Linked DNA regions of Homo sapiens: region 2 is linked to region 1. Evidence: chromatin loops called from intact Hi-C (ENCODE). Cell type or tissue: IMR-90. All regions are shown on one strand.

Region 1 (8,000 bases):
TGCACATTTCTTGTTAAGATATTTATGAAGTATTTAATTCTTGTTACTTCTCTTTCGTTTTATCTTCCAGCTGTTTTGTGATTTCTTTGTGAGGTTTTGGTCTCATAGAATGAATTGGGAAGTATTCTTTCCTCTTGGATTTTTTGGAGGATTTTGCATAGAATTGGTAGTATTTCTTCCTTGTTTGGTAGAATTCATCCAAGCCTGGACCTTTCTTTATGAGAAGACTTTTAACTACAGTTTCCTTTTCTTTCAAAGAGATGGAGCTATTTAGGTTATCCATTTCTTCTTGAGTCAGCTGTGGTATTTTTTGTCTTTTAAGGAATTTGTCCATTTTATCTAAGTTGCTGACTTTATTGGCATAAAGTTCTTCGTAATAGTCCCTTATTATCTTTTTCATGTCTATAGAATCTAGTGACATGATGTGATTCCTGATATTGGTAATTCATGTATTTCTGTATTTCTTTTTTTTCCTGATCAGTGTGGCTGGAAGTTTATCAATTTTATTCATCTTCTCAGATACCTAACTTTTGGTTTTATTGCCTTTTTTTCTGTATTATTTTGTTTTGTATTTCATTGATTTGCATGTTGATTTCTATTCTTTCTACTTTTTTTCTGCTTATGTTGTAATTTTCTGTTTTTCTAGTTTCTAAAGGGAGAAGTGGAAATTATTGATTTGAGAACTTTCATTTTATCATATTGAGACATTTGGTGCTATGAACTTCCACCTAAGTATTGCTTTAGTGGCATCCCACAAAATCTGATATGTTTTATTTCATTTTCATTCACTTTAAAATACTTTCTAATTTCCTTTTTATTTCTTCTTTGATATATGGGTTAGATAGAAGTGTGTAATATAGTTTCCAAATATCTGAGGATTTTCTAGAGATCTTTCTGTTACTGAGTTCTAATTTAACTCAATTGTGGTCAGGAAATATGCTTTGTATTACTTGAATTTTTAAAAAGTGACTGAAATTTGTTGTATGTTCCAGAATATGATCTATTTTGGTATATGTTCCATGTGTACTTGAGAAGAATGTGTTCTGCTGTTGTTGAGTAGAGTGTTCGAAAATATTAATTAGGTAATACCGGTTGAGAGAGTTGATATTTTTTGCCTACTTGTTTTATCAGTTAGAGAGAGGTGTTGAGATCTCCAACTCTGACAGTGAATTTGTGTACTTTTTTGCTGTTTTATCAGTTTTTGCCATGTGTATTTTGAAGCTCTGTTATATTCATGAACACTGGAGACTATGATATCCCTTTGACTAAGTACACACTGTGTACATTGTTGAGGGTGCCCCCAGTGTGCCCTAGTGCACACCAAGGGTACAAACGCTGTGCCTTCTATGCCAGTATTAGCGGAGAACTGAGTCTCTGCTCTCCATGGCTGCAGCCCTCATGGAGTGTTGAATTCGGCATCTAGCCTGACCTGGTGCCACCACTGTGGGCAGCTGGCCTGGGAAATGGGGGAACAAGATGCGATTTCCACAGAGATGAGGTGAGATGGCTGCCTGGTCCCAGCCACAGCTGCTCCTCAGAGCTCTCCTTCCCCTTTAAACCTTGTGAACCGTTACAGAGCCCTGTGTGTCCCCACTCTGCCTCCCCCACCTCAGCCCACACTGCTGCCATCCCCTCTCTGGCCTTATCCTTTTCTGTCCTCCCCACTCTAGCTCCGCTGCAGCTTTAGTGAGTTCCTCTCTGTTCCTTGACTGTATCAGGCTTTCTGTGGCCTCACATTCTTGGTGTGCCCCTCCTGCCTGCAGTGTTACTGCCCCAGATCTTAGCGTGGGTCCTGGGGGTCATGTCTCTCTGAGCCTGATTCACTGACAGCTTCTCAGTGAGGCTTTACCCACTTTGCTACACCTAGAAGCCCTCACTCTCCCCATTTCTCACCTGCCTGCCTCAATTTTTCTTCATAGCACTGTCTATCACACTGAGTTTACTTATTTAGGTAGTTTATATGTTTAAGAGAAGTAACTTCCATGGGGCAGTATTTTGGTTTATTTTGTTCAGGACTGTCATGGCACATAGTAGGCTTGCACATAAATATCACAAAGAGAATGGGTGGCTCCCAAAGGCCATGCAGTTGAGGGGCTCTTAGATAGACTCTTCTGGGCCTGTTATCTTAAAGCTCTTTCTGTTTCTTTAGCTAAAGGATTCTCAGCCGCATTGGCCAGGATCTTTTTGGTCAAAGCTCTTGCAGTTCTCTGTTGCCTCTAGAGGAAAAGATGCAGCTTCAGGATGCTGCAGAGCAGAGCTGCAGGCTGGCCCTTCTTGTGGGACCAAAGCAAGGCGACAGCGAGGGCCTGAGCCTCTCCACCAGGAGTGGGAAGCCCTGCCCTCATCCCGCCTCCCAGGGCCTGGGGAGGCCCCAGGAGGCTGGTGGGGCCTATTTCCTAGGCCACTGTGCTGTTCCAGAGCTGCCACTGCTGGTCTTCCACCACTGCCTTGATTCCTTTTCTCTTACAACCCAGAGGAAGGGCATCAGAGTTCCCCTTCTAAAGTACATGACTGTGTACTTCTCTCTGGAAATAAAAAGCCTCACAAATTCAACGTCTGGCAGAGTACTTTCTACTTTTGTACCTAGGGTAGGTTACTTGGCTACACAAATAAAAATGAAATTTGTGTTTAGGTACTTAGTGTCTATGTCATCCTCTCATTACAAGGCAAACATCAGGAACTTGTGCCATTTCTCATCTGAGATGGCTTATAAGACATAGTTTTTGCAGAATACCAACTGTTCTATAAAAATTGCTTCCAAGACACTAATTATATTACTTTCAGTTTTAAAAATGTTTATTTTGAAATAATTTTACATTGTACAGAGAACTCCTGTACAGTCTTTATACAGAATTTATTCATTTATAACATTATTTGCCATTAAAAAATCATTTTTCTTTCTCTTTCTCTCTCTCTCTCTCTGTGTATAATGTTAATAGACCCCTTGATGTTTATACAACATGTGTGTGTGTATATACACATATATATATATATGTGTATATATGTGTATATACGCAGGTCATAAAATCGTCAAGGGGAATATTAACATTCTGAATCTCAAAGTGCCGGGATTACAAGCATGAGCCACCACACCCTGGCCTACCTTTATGTGATGTGGTGTGGTGGCTCATGTTTGTACCTAGCAATTTGAAAGGCTGAGGCAGGCAGATCACTTCAGCCCAGAAGTTCCAGACCAGCCTGGGCATCATGGTGAAACCCGGCCTCTACAAAAAAATACAAAAATTAGCTGGGCATGATTACATGCACCTGTAGTCTCAGCTACTTGAGAGGCTGAGGGTGGGAGGATCGAGAGTTCCAGGGTTCAGTGAGACATGATTGTGACCCTGCACTCCAGCCTGGGCAACAGAGCAAGACCCTGTCTCAAAAAAAAAAAAAAAGAAATATGTATGTAGAATTCTGTATGTTGGGATCCATACGCATGTAGAATTATCCCATCACTCTATTCTTGAGGAGTTAGGACCTGTTAGGTGCTAGGTCTGTCTCAGTGGACTGTCTAGAACTTCAGAGAAGAGGGCTCGCCATTCACTATTGCAAACAAATACAGCATAGCGTTGATTAATTTTTATGTTTGCATTCCTCATACTTAAAATATGCCCTTAATAATGATGAATACGATAATAATAGGGAAAATTTTTGAGCACTCATTATAGGTTTCTGCTAAATGTTTCGTGTTATTTCACTTCCTTTTCACAGCACGCCTGAGCTGTGGGTACTTTCACCTCCCCATGTTATTGATGAGGAATCAGAAGGTGGTAGAGAGTCAGGTCTGTGTTCTGTAAAGCTAGTAGGTGGCACAGTCTGCACTCAGGTCCGCGCGACTCCAGAGCTGGGTATGTCCTGCTTCCTGTAATATGCTTCCTGTATATTTTTGCCTTTTAAATGATGTGCTTTTAGAGTGTATCTTCTTGTGTGTGTGTGTGACTGTCAGTGTATTTCCAAAGTTTTGGCACTGTAAGTGTGGTCAGGGTAGGCTGTTGACTTGCTGGAGTAACATTTAAGCCAATTTTGTGTTAACGTTAATAAACCCCTTGATGGTTATATGGTTGTTATAACGCATAAGAGGTTAAGTTAAATGAGGGAGAATGGGAAACTGAGTTAGGAATAATTGGCCTTTTGTGATTTTCCCCCCAGTAAAAAGATGACAAAGTAGGATTTCCAAGGTGGACTCAAATATATTTCTACTTCCCATGGTTGCACTACTAGGAGTCAGCAGAGGGTGCTGTTGCCATCAGAGTGTCTTTGTAACATTTTTAAAAGTATTATACAAATAGAATGTCCTCTGTAGTTTTTGAGAAACTCTCTTGTGGTACCATGTGGTATATTTAGTAAATTTCAGCTATGTCATTGCGTTTGGGTATAAATCACTTTGCCCCCATTTTTTAAAAAAGCCTTTCTCCCTATCAAGGATAAAATGTTCTGTCGTCACGTCTGTGGAATGTAGGTGGCTCTCTGCTCTCTTCATCCTCCGAGAGACCTGTGAAGCCTGGCTCGACGCTAACCAGGCAGGCTGTAGGGAGCTGCAGGAAGTAAAGGGATGAGGCTGGGTCTTCTGGGGTTCATCTATTAACAAACCGTTATTGAATGCAGGACATGGGCCACACAGAGGGAAGCCCTGCCTCCATGTGATCCCTGCCTGATAGGGTTAGGGACAGAGAGAGGCTTGGTAATCCAGGCACAAGCATGAGTGGGGAGGGGTGGCATGAGGGATTTCTGGAATGTTCTGAGGAAGGGCACACCAGGAGGAGCTGGGGTGGGGATGAAGTGACCAGTTGCAGTGTCCAGACAGGTTACTGGGAGGGTCCAGGCCGAGGTAGTAGGGTTGAGTGGAAAGGATAAAACTTCAACTATGACATAATTTATTAATAGAGCCAGAATTTGGTCATTCTGTATGGACATTTCCAGGATTCTATTTTTGAATAAGGGATTTTATGGATGCTCCAATTAAGTCCACCAAGTCATTGCAATCCTATTAAAAACCCCAATAGAAATTTATTATCAAACTTGCAAAGTAGCATCTAAAAAATCACTTTGGAAATGCACATATGCATATGAAATGGCTGAGAAATTTTGTTTCAAATTTTTAATGAGAAAGTATAATCTTTTCTATGTATACAGGCTACAGAAAAACAATACAATAAAAAATCATGTAGCCACCACAGTATAGAAATAGACCAGTACCACAAACTTTGAAGCAGCCTGCATGTCCCCAACCTGCTCTCATTTGCTTCTTTTCCTGCCAGAGGGAACCACCATTCTGTCTGTTGTGTTAATTGTTCCCTTGCTTTTCCTTTTTTTTGGTAATTAAACATCTTTGTATTGTGAAATGACACACAGAGAAATGCATAAGACAGATAATTGTAAAGAAAACACCTGTGTGATCACCATCCAGGTCTTAAGTTTTGAAAATGAATTGAGAGGGGGCTGGCTTAGCAGATGTTAACCACTCTGAAACTACAGTGACCAAGAAAGTACAGTATCACTAAAGAAATAGATACCCAGGAGAGTGGAGCAAAACATCTTTCACATCTTTTGCAGTTCCAGATTTTTCTGTCAAATTATTTTTGTGTACATAAACCCTTTATTCATATTTTAATAAATCTTAGACTCATAGAAAAAGTCATGAGTAGCTATTTAAATTATACATTATGCATTATGATATATCTATATATCAGTGTATATCTTCATCCTTTAAAAGATACATATGTATTTCTTTAGAAAGTATGGAATGCGTTGTGTAGAATAATTTGCCTTATACTGGCTAAAAGGATCTCTAGAATTGAATATGTAGGGAATGCAAATAATCAAAGGATTCGTGTTTGTTTTCAGGCAGAACAATCCCAGTGAAGTATTCAGAGTGAGTTCTGGCAATTTGATGTCATCCACCTCTTGGTCACGATATTTTCTCTGAACAAAATATCCCTTAGTTCTATTTTCTTAACTCTGTCCCATGAACTTTGGTACAAGGTCCTTTGATTTTTTTTCAGTGTCTGTTACTAAAAACAAACCAGAAGAACCCATTTAACTCTTGGTGCCTGGGATTAGGTTCTCAAGTCACAGAGTGGGAGGAATATTTCCAAACTGACTCAGTGGTAAATGCTCAGAAATAAGCATCACCTCATTGGCTGACCAGCAACATCTCCCAGCTCAGCCAGTGCTGCAGTCATCCATTTTGAGGCAACAGCTCGTGTCTCTTAGCTTTGAGTTCTGACATGTCTCCAGCGGGCTCAGCTCCCAGGCCAGTGGACACTAAGTTTTGCTCTACTTTTCTTCCTCTGTTGTCCTTTCAGATCTGAGGATGTTCTATTTTGGCGTGGTTAGGAGGACCGTAGGTCCTCTAATTCCATAAAATATTGCTCATGCTTCTAGACATTATCTCCCTCAGTAAGAAGCTGTGTCTAGGGAAAGGCTTTTTGACCTCTCAGCACTACCTGATAGTGAATAAAAAGGATCTGTGTCCTTTCTTTTTTTCCTTATGGGTTTATTTGACTGCTTCTCCTTGGAACTTTGTCATACTCCTCCTCCAAGGAACTGGGAAGTGTCCTTTCTTTGTATTTTTATGTGTTCTGCCACTTTGTCAAGTCATGGCTATGTGGAAAATTTTAAAAAGGATCTAATTTCTTTTCAAAGAAAAATGTATGATCCCTAGACTTGCACATATTGTTACCTGCTTCTTTGTGTATTGCCACTAAAATTAAGTTAAAAAGAAGTTTAGATGAAGAAGTATTTTGCTATCTGAATTGGATTTATGAGAGGAAAGAGGGAATGTGGGTAAATAGTGAAGGAAATACTGAAAGAGTGATTTGTAAATGAAAACTTAAGGTGAACTTGTAACAGTGCCTGTGGGTTTTTCTGTATAGCTTTTGTTTTCTATTCTTTTGGAAATGTAAATAGATGACATTGGCTCCCTAATTTCAGTGATTCACTAGGAGGACTCCCAGGACTCAGGATATAGTTGCATTATTGGTTAAGATTTATGACAGTGAAAGGATACAGAACAAAGTCAGCCAAGTTAAAAAGGGCATGGGGTGAAATCTGCAGGAAACCAGTGCAAGCTAAGAGTCCTTCCCCATGGAGTCAACACAAAGTGCTCTTAATTCCTCCAAGAATGAGTTGTGACCAGACATGTGAAATGTTGTCTATCATTAGACAGCTCTAATGAGAGCTCATTAGAGACTCAGCACCCCGGGTTTTTACTCTGGGCTTGTCACATAGGCAGTCTCTGCCTGGCACTAGCAGAATTCCAGACTCTCAGAAGCAAAGAGGATGTTCAGCATTAACCACACTGTACAAATTGTTTAGGTACAGGGACCACCCTTACTGGTTAGGGAATGGTGGGTGAGAACACTCCTGAAATCCAAATGCCTAGACCACATCCAAGGGCCAGGCTGGCAAGCAGATCTTCCTAAGAATTGACAGTATGAGGCCTGCTGTGTGAACTATTTTCAGCATAGCTGTCCATGAGCACTTTGATGAGGTGATGGTGCCACCCTGTGAAAGAGAAGACAGGAAATAGTCCAGTTGTGTCTTTGAAGTGTAAATAGAGCTTGCCAAAGGGCCTGATCAGCAATGCAAAGTATGAAGAAATGTATATTTATTTGATCTTTGTATCAGGCTAATGATTACCAATTTTCAGAAGCTGAAGGAAAAATGTTTTGCATGGTACAGTATGTTGTAGTATTTTTATCAGTATTGAGAGGAAGAGGAATACTAAAGAATCTAAGGGAGGTAAATCTTAAATAACAAAGTATGCTGCTTCTATCATTTGAGTTTTTCTAAAAATAGACTGTACTTTTTAGGGCAGTTTTAGGTTCACAGCAAAACTGGGAGGAAGGTACAGAGATTTCCCATATAGCTTCTGCCCCACAAAACCATAACCTCTCCCATTATTAATATCCTGCACTAGAGTGGACAATGTTGACATGTCATAATCACACAAGGTCCTACCATAGTTTATGGCAGGGTTTACTCTTGGTGTTATA
Region 2 (8,000 bases), 980 kb after region 1:
AGTAGAAGTTCTATCTTATTGAGGATAACTTTGTATCATAGCTGTCTTTTATTCTTAGTTTCATATTAAATTTGAAGAGTGTAGCTTCAAAGATACATTTGGACCTAGGACTTTGAGAGGCTGAGGTGGTTGGATTGCTTGAGGCCAGGAGTTTGAGACCAGCCTGGGCAGCATAGAAAAACCCCGTCTCTACTAAAAACACAAAAATTAGCCAGACATGGCGGCATGCTCCTGTAATCCCAGCTACTTGGGAGGCTGAGGTGGGAGGATTGATTGAGCATGGGAGGCGGAGATTGCAGTGAGCTAAGATCACACCACAGCTTCAGCCTGGGAGACTGAATGAGACCCCGTCTCAAAAAAAAAAAAAAAAAAAACAAGAAAGAAAGAGAGAAAGAAGACAGAAGATGAAAGACAGAAAGAAGACATTTGGAAATTTTGTAAAGAGAAGTGTATACTAAAATATTGTTTCTGGAAATATTAGACTGTTGGGTTAGAGCAAAACTACTTGCTTAAAATTATAAGAAATGCTAGATAAATACTTTAATTTTTAATTGTGTGAATATATGACTAAGCTCATTTAAAAAAGGGTAAATATTTAGGGACCAAAAACAAAGACGAAGCTGAAAGTCCTTTAAGTACTTGATATGGTTTGGATTTGCGTCCCCACCCAAACCTTTTGTCCAATTTTAATCCCCAGTGTCGGAGGAGGGGTCTGGTGGGAGGTGATTGGATCATGGGGGCAGACTTCCCACTTGCTGTTCTTAGGATAGTGAATGAGAGCTCAAGTGATCTGATTGTTTAAAAGTGTGGGGCACCTTCCCTGTCACCCTCTTTCTCCCTCTCCAGCCACGTAAGACGTGCCTCCTTCTACTCCACCTTCTGCCATGATTGTAAGTTTCCTTGGGCCTCTCCAGCTATGCTGCTTGTATAGCCTGCAGAACTGTGAGTCAATTAAACCTCTTTTCTTTATAAATTACCCAGTCTCAGGTAATTCTTTTTTATTTATTTATTTTTATTTATTTATTTTTTATTATACTTTAAGTTCTCGGTAGTTCTTTATAGCAATGTGAGAATGGACTAATACCGTACTGTACTGAAAACTGTGGCTGCTGTGTAGGTCTTTAGCAGGGTTGGTTACAGTCTTGGTGTTTTGCAATTGGTCCACACATTCTTTGAAATTCCCTTCAAAATGTGAGGCCTCCCTTCCCCATGAGATAGCTTATTGCCCTGTTTAACTTCTTTTTATCAATCACCATAATGTCAAATCATCTATACTATCTGTTTATTTGAGGCAGAAACTTTGTCCTATTTATCACTGGATCCCATTACAGAGAAATGCATTCTGAAATGAATTAATGTAGCCATGTACTTGTAAACACATATTTTATGCCTATGCATATATAACAAAATATTGATGTTTAATCTTACAGTTAAATACATACCTTTAAATAAACTTATATTTTAATGTGTTATATATATATATTATATACATATAAATTGTCAATTAACCATATTACAGATAATGCTGCATTTTGATACTCCTGGTGTTAATTTAACGAAAGAATGCAAAATACTATTACTATAAAGATTAGAGTTCATTAGGAAAATTAAAAATAAATGTGAATAACATGCAACCTAACTTTGCCTGTGTTTATATATTATTTGGCCTACCAAACCGCATATGATTAAAATAATACAACGATTTAAATAATACCTTGACATATTTTATCAAGGCATTTAAGCATCTGAGAAATACTACTGAATAGATTTGACTCGATGCATTTTCTGTAGAATCTATAGGACAAGGCAATAATTATACCTTATAATTTCACTTTTCTTCCAAATTCATACCGTTATTATGCCAAGTCCGTTTATACTTTCTACATAATGAGTTTGCTGTGACAAGCCTCCTCTTGGAACTTAGGCTGTAATGCATTTACTGGCTGCAACATGAAACTTATTTTACTTTCACAGCACTTTTTCCTATTAAAGTGCACATTTGTCTGTGGATCCTGCTGGGTCCCATGATTTATGAATATAATTCTGACAGATGACTGTATTGTGTTTATATTTGAAAGTGAATTAGCAGTTAGAATAATTATAATGTTAGCATAATTGCAACTTAGGTCTATTTAATAAAATTTCACTTTGAAAATAACTGTTTGAGCTTCACCTCAAAGTGTCTATCTCAGCAAGGAATCTTTAGCGAATCATAGCATACATTACTTCGTTAATTTGGTGTCACTCTTAGAAGGCTTTCCAAACCTGCCCAATTTTTCATGTTACAAGATTTTACTAAAGGACTTGTCGCTACCTTGCTGGTCACTACAGGCAAGGCAAAGACATGCCCACAGTATCAAATGCGGGACTTCCACGTTGCACATCTCTACGGCGTGATTTTAAAAGCATGCCTTTCCCCTTCAGTAAAGAAAGGCACAGAGATACCTGTAGGAATGGCAACGCAGGAGCTCTGGAGTAGAATCTTTCTAGAACTACAAAATGATGACATGACGACTGTAACATAAAGACTATTTATATTGCAGATAAAGTCTCCAAAATTAAAAGAAAAAAGTGTTTAGGCAATTCTCCTCTGTTTATCATAAGATAATGCTAGGTTAGTGAAAGACAACAGAGAAGTCAGCATATGCTAACAAAGGAAATTGGAAGCAAGCAAAGAACGACACTTGTAAAATAACTCCACATTTGATGAAAAAAGACTGTATTTAAAACAATTTTTTCATTCAATGATATACTAGAAATTGAATTATTAGTAAAATTCAGTTTTTTCTTTCTTCCTAATACTTAAAAATCCACTTATTCACCTAATTTAGTACCCTTAATATTTTTCCAGTAATATTATTGGAAAGAAAACACTAGATAATATGGCTTCATGAGAGATAATAGTTTTAAAAATTCTCATCAAAAGAATTACAAAGCCAGGTAGGCAGTAAATAGCAACAGCTTTAAACTGCTCTGTAGAATATATCCATAAAAACAAAATGGCCCTTTGAATGTAAAAGTTTGTGGTATAAGGGATACTCAATATAATATAAATTAAAATGAATAAATTTAAATAATTTTTCTCTTGAATTTCTGTACTAATAGAAACAAATATGCATACTTAAATCAGAAGTATAACTAACTAATTAACCCTCAATTCATTTTCTGAATATGTGTATGCCTGATATTTGGAGAACTTTTTTTCCAATATGATAAAGCCGTCATAAAATCCCTACTTTAAAAAATTTATATAAATTGTTGTGGAAGGAGTGCAATTTTGTTACATATGTGGTGGTCACGTCAGGAGTTTAGGGTATTCCTCACCTGAATAACGTACATTGTATTCAGTAAGTAATTTCTCAGCTTCCACTTCTTCTCACTTGTGCCCTTCCAAGTCTCCGGGGTCCATCATCACACTCTCTACATCCAGTTGTACACCGTTTGTAACACCCTCTTATGAGTGAGAACATGTGATATTTGTATTTCTGTAACTTTCATGGTTACTTTTAATTTTCAGTCTTCTTCTACTGTCTCCTTCTAAGAAGTATATGCTCTGCCACTAGATGGTGATATAAAGTTAAAGCAGCTTTAGTGTCCCTGTAAAGACAAAAACTCTAAAAAAGTATATAGCCAACAAAGCTAGTTTTAAATGAAATACTGCATTAATTTAATTTGCATTCATCTCCCCAAATCTTAACTAATGATTAAGACAAATTCAAATTGTATATTCATTATGTGTTTATTTGTGACTTAGAATGGATTTCCTATAGAAATTATATTTTGGAACATTAATTAGTTTGCATGTCTATAAAAACTATATATATATTATAGTTGAATTATCCATACCTGCATACTGATACTTAAGTGTACATAATACTACAAAAGATGGCTCTTCAACATGAACCCGTTGTAATTACAAAGAGAAATAGATCAAGTTTCAACTAGAACAGCAGAGCTGCCCAACAGCAGAGCTGCCTCATAGACAGATTCTGGTCAAAAACACTTCTTGACAGCCTCTACTCTTTTCTAAGCACAAAGGCAGTCCAGGAGCATTGTTACAATATCCTTAGTTCTCTTCTTGCCCACCCTAGGGGACTAGAACACCGTATCAGGCAATAAAAATGAGTGGTAGAAAATATATAGCTATATAATTAAAGTGTTTAAATTAAAAATATTCAATTTGTACTAATATTATTTAAGATACCTGCTAGACTATAAACATGTTTTTTAGAAAAGAAAAAAAATTAACATTCTTAACTTATAAATAGTTCCCACAAATAGACAAGGGAAAAGAAAACCAACCAAAGTAAAAACTGAATAAAGTAAATGAAGAGGCAATTTACTAAATCCACAGTTGTCTATTAAACATGTAAAATTATGTTGGTACTCACTAGTCACTAGAAGCATGGAAAAACTAAAAATTATCTTGTTTTACCCAACAGATTGATAATATACAATGTTGACAAAATATTGAGAACAAATATTGCAAAAGCTTTTTGGGAGAGCAATTTGATTGTATTTATTAAAATTTGCTTAACAATTACACATCTGCATGAGAGATCCTACAGAAATATTAACTTCGGTGCACACACAGACACACAAAAGGATATTATGCAGCATTTGCTAATGGTGCAACAAAAACAGCAAGCATATTCATCAGTAGAAGGATAGCTCAAATGTGGGTAAGACACTTTGCTGAAATTAAATAGAATAGAGTTGATTAATAAAATAACACCAAATGACAATCTCCAAAATGCATCAAATGAAGAATTACAGTGAGTTTTAGAAACATATCTATGATATTATCATATTTATCTAAACGAAAAATATGTATCTCAATCGTATTTTTGAATTTACCAATTCTAAGCATAAATGGACAGTAAAAGGTCTGGAGGGATGCACGCTGTTTCCAACAGAAGAAAAAGAAGGAAGTGGGACAATGACACTGAAGGGGGACTTTTATTATTTACTCTTAAGAACTTTATATGGTGGAAATCTTTATATTGTTGATTTTTTTTCTTCATTTTTAAATGTTTTGTTTCGTTTCGTTTTGTTTTTTTTAGACGGAGTCTCGCTCTGTCTCCCAGGCTGGAGTGCAGTGGTGCGATCTCAGCTCACTGCAAGCTCCGCCTCCCGGGTTCACGCCATTCTCCTGCCTCAGCCTCCCGAGTAGCTGGGACTACAGGTGCCCACCACCACGCCTGGCTAATTTTTTGTATTTTTAGTAGAGACGGGGTTTCACCGCGTTAGTCAGGATAGTCTCGATCCCCTGACCTCGTGATCCTCCCGCCTTGGTCTCCCAAAGTGCTGGGATTACAGGCGTGAGCCACCGCGCCCGGTCTTAAATGTTTATTGTTTGATTACCAAAAAGATAACTTTAACTTGTTACAGGACGTGACAAACAGATTCACATTCAACATTATGTAATTGCTCAAAAACTGGGAGATAATAGTTGTATTTTCATACATTTATAATTGAACAGTCTATATTTTATAGAACATTAGTAAAATTTCTTAAAGTTTGCACAATAACAATTGACAACAATCCTGGTGTGCCCAGTTGACTAAGATGTCATCTTGATGTTTATAAACTATAATCAGAACCATTTCATGATGATGATATTCTGAAATATAAACAAATTTAAATTGTCTAAGTTATGGTCATTTTAGCACTAAGGTATATTAATTTTTTAATTTTTTTTAAATGTTGACTAGGAATAAGGTTCTATAATGAAGTAAATTGTCCAAAGATTAACATTGCAAGAATCTGATAACAATTTTGGTAATACAGACATCATTGTCATTAGCTTTGAAGCCCTTTGTCTCTTCTGCCTTAGGAGGATTCCTTTACAATCGTGCAGATCATTGAAATGTAATGTCAGAACTTTTTCTGTTTTTGTTCTTTTCATTTATTCAGATAATTCAATTCATTCAAAAATATTATTTTTCTGGGCACCCTGCTAGATGCTTGTCAGGTAATCAGGACAATGAGGCAAAATTCCTGTTTATAGGGATCGTCTTTTTGCCTGTGGTCCACACGTATGCTCACTCTTACATGCTAGAAGCATGAACAACAGTAAAACAGATAACCTTATTGACTTTGTTATAATAATAACAATAACACAATTTTATGTGAGAATTAGATGATTTTACATAAAATAAACATTTTTATTCCTTAGAAAAAGAAGTGGTGTTCACATTGCGCTAATTATTCATTGTATTTACTTTATATTTTGTATTTCTAAATATAGTTTTCTTTTGCTTGTTTGTAACTGAAAATAATTTGATTCATATTAAAATTATTTTTCAGTAGCTTTATTTGTTGAACCAAAATTTTACTGAAAAAATGTCAGTACATGTAGACATAAGTCATTCATTTTCACAGTGGTGTTACAATTTTATGAACTTGTAATATTATTTTTCATTCTATTATTACCAGTTTTTATTGTTACTTGTTTTCATCGTCAGATTTTTTGACACATGGTGTGTTTAGAAACACTCTCCTACCTGTTTCCTGGGGGCATGTTTACAACTATTCATGAAATAATGGAATGGTTGGCTTACAGGATTGGTTCCTCTTCGGCGTGGCTAGATAATGGCAAATTGTTTTCAGGTTGTGTGTGTGATGTAGATTCAGAGCAGTGATATGTAAACAGTTGTGATTGCTGCAAATCCTTTCATGCACTTGATAATTCAGAAACACTAGTAATTGTCAATCTGTGAGCATGAACTATTGCCTCATGTGGTTTTAATTTGCATTTCCCTGATTAATAATGAAGCAGTGCAAGTTTTTGTATGTTTATTGACCACTTTTGTTTCCTTTCCTCTAAAATTCAAGTGTTTTGTGTGATTGCGTGCGTGTGTGTGTGTGTGTGTGTGTGTGTGTGTGTGTGTGTGTGTGTGGTTAAAGACTCACTGGCATGTTTATCTATTCAGAAGAAGAGTAAATATCAGTTTTATGGGATGAAAATATCTTTTGTAAATGTGTGACTTTTATTTCCATTTAATTTATGGTCTACATTAAGGAGCAGAATTTCTTAACATTAATATTCTCAAACATTTCCTTCTTTTCTTTTGTGGTTTATGCTTCTTGAGCTGCCATGTATTAGAAATGCTTTCCTATCCAAAGGAGTAAGGATATTCTTCCATATTATTTTTAAAATATTTTATTATGCTTTTGACATTTACAATTAGATCTTTAATAAAGCTGAAGTTGAATTTGTGATTTAAGATAGAAGTTCTGTTGTTTCTCCATATGGATGGTGTATTAATGTGAACCACTTTATTAAACATCCATGCTTTCCTGCCTTGCTAGGCAACATCATATCTTTTCAATGGCATTTTCAAATGGGAGTGGTATTTTGGTGAGTCCATTTTTCCCTTCCATTACTGAATCTTCCCTTTCTACACCAAATACCCTCTATCCTAATTACCAGAGCTTTATATAAGTAATCATAAATAATGAGTAAAGTAGTTTCATGTAGCTGTATTTGTTTCCTGGGGCCGCTATAAAAATGTACCACTCTGGGTGGCTTAAACACCAGCAATTTATTTTCTCACAGTCTGAAGGCTAAAAGTCCAAGATCAAGGGGTCCACAGGGTTGTTTTCTTCTGAAGCCTCTCTCATGTTGATGTCCATCTTCTCCCTGTGTCTTCAGCTGGTCTTTCTTCTGTACATTTCTGTAACCTAATCTCTTGTCACGAGGACAACAGTCATATTGGATTAGGCCCACCTCGGGACTTCACTTCACTGTATCCTAAATACTTCTTTAAGACCACCATCTCCAAATACAGTCACATTCTGAGCTTCTGGATTTAGGATGTCAACCTATGAATATTAGGAGGACACAATTCATCTCCTGACAGTAGCCCTATGAAAACAAAACCTTTTAATCTTTCCAATTCTTATGTATTTTGTTTCCCTTTCTCAATTCCACCCCTATTCCATGGTCACCACTATTCTGACTTCTAAAACTATTTTATTTGCATGTTCTTTTGCCT

What was found. Peaks named below come from ENCODE experiments on the same cell type or tissue, not always from the same donor. Only the 100,000 strongest peaks of a DNase experiment are listed, where the experiment ranks them.
Region 2: a loop joins it to region 1, with 3 times the contacts of the local background. A loop is called at or near these places in 2 of 110 quality-filtered maps.

The regions. Positions count from the first base shown.
Region 1 is chr18:74,113,408-74,121,407 of GRCh38, reverse strand. The region is part of intron 8 of FBXO15 (F-box protein 15); the gene reads left to right. Among named protein-coding and RNA genes, the nearest start is that of FBXO15, 30 kb to the left of the region's middle. In IMR-90, a CTCF peak has its summit at 4,234 (motif pointing right); DNase peaks (open chromatin) are centred at 4,237 and 6,137; H3K27ac peaks cover 833 bases.
Region 2 is chr18:73,131,889-73,139,888 of GRCh38, reverse strand. No RefSeq gene overlaps it. Among named protein-coding and RNA genes, the nearest start is that of LINC02864, 130 kb to the left of the region's middle. In IMR-90, a CTCF peak has its summit at 3,558 (motif pointing right); no DNase peak of the experiment used is centred here.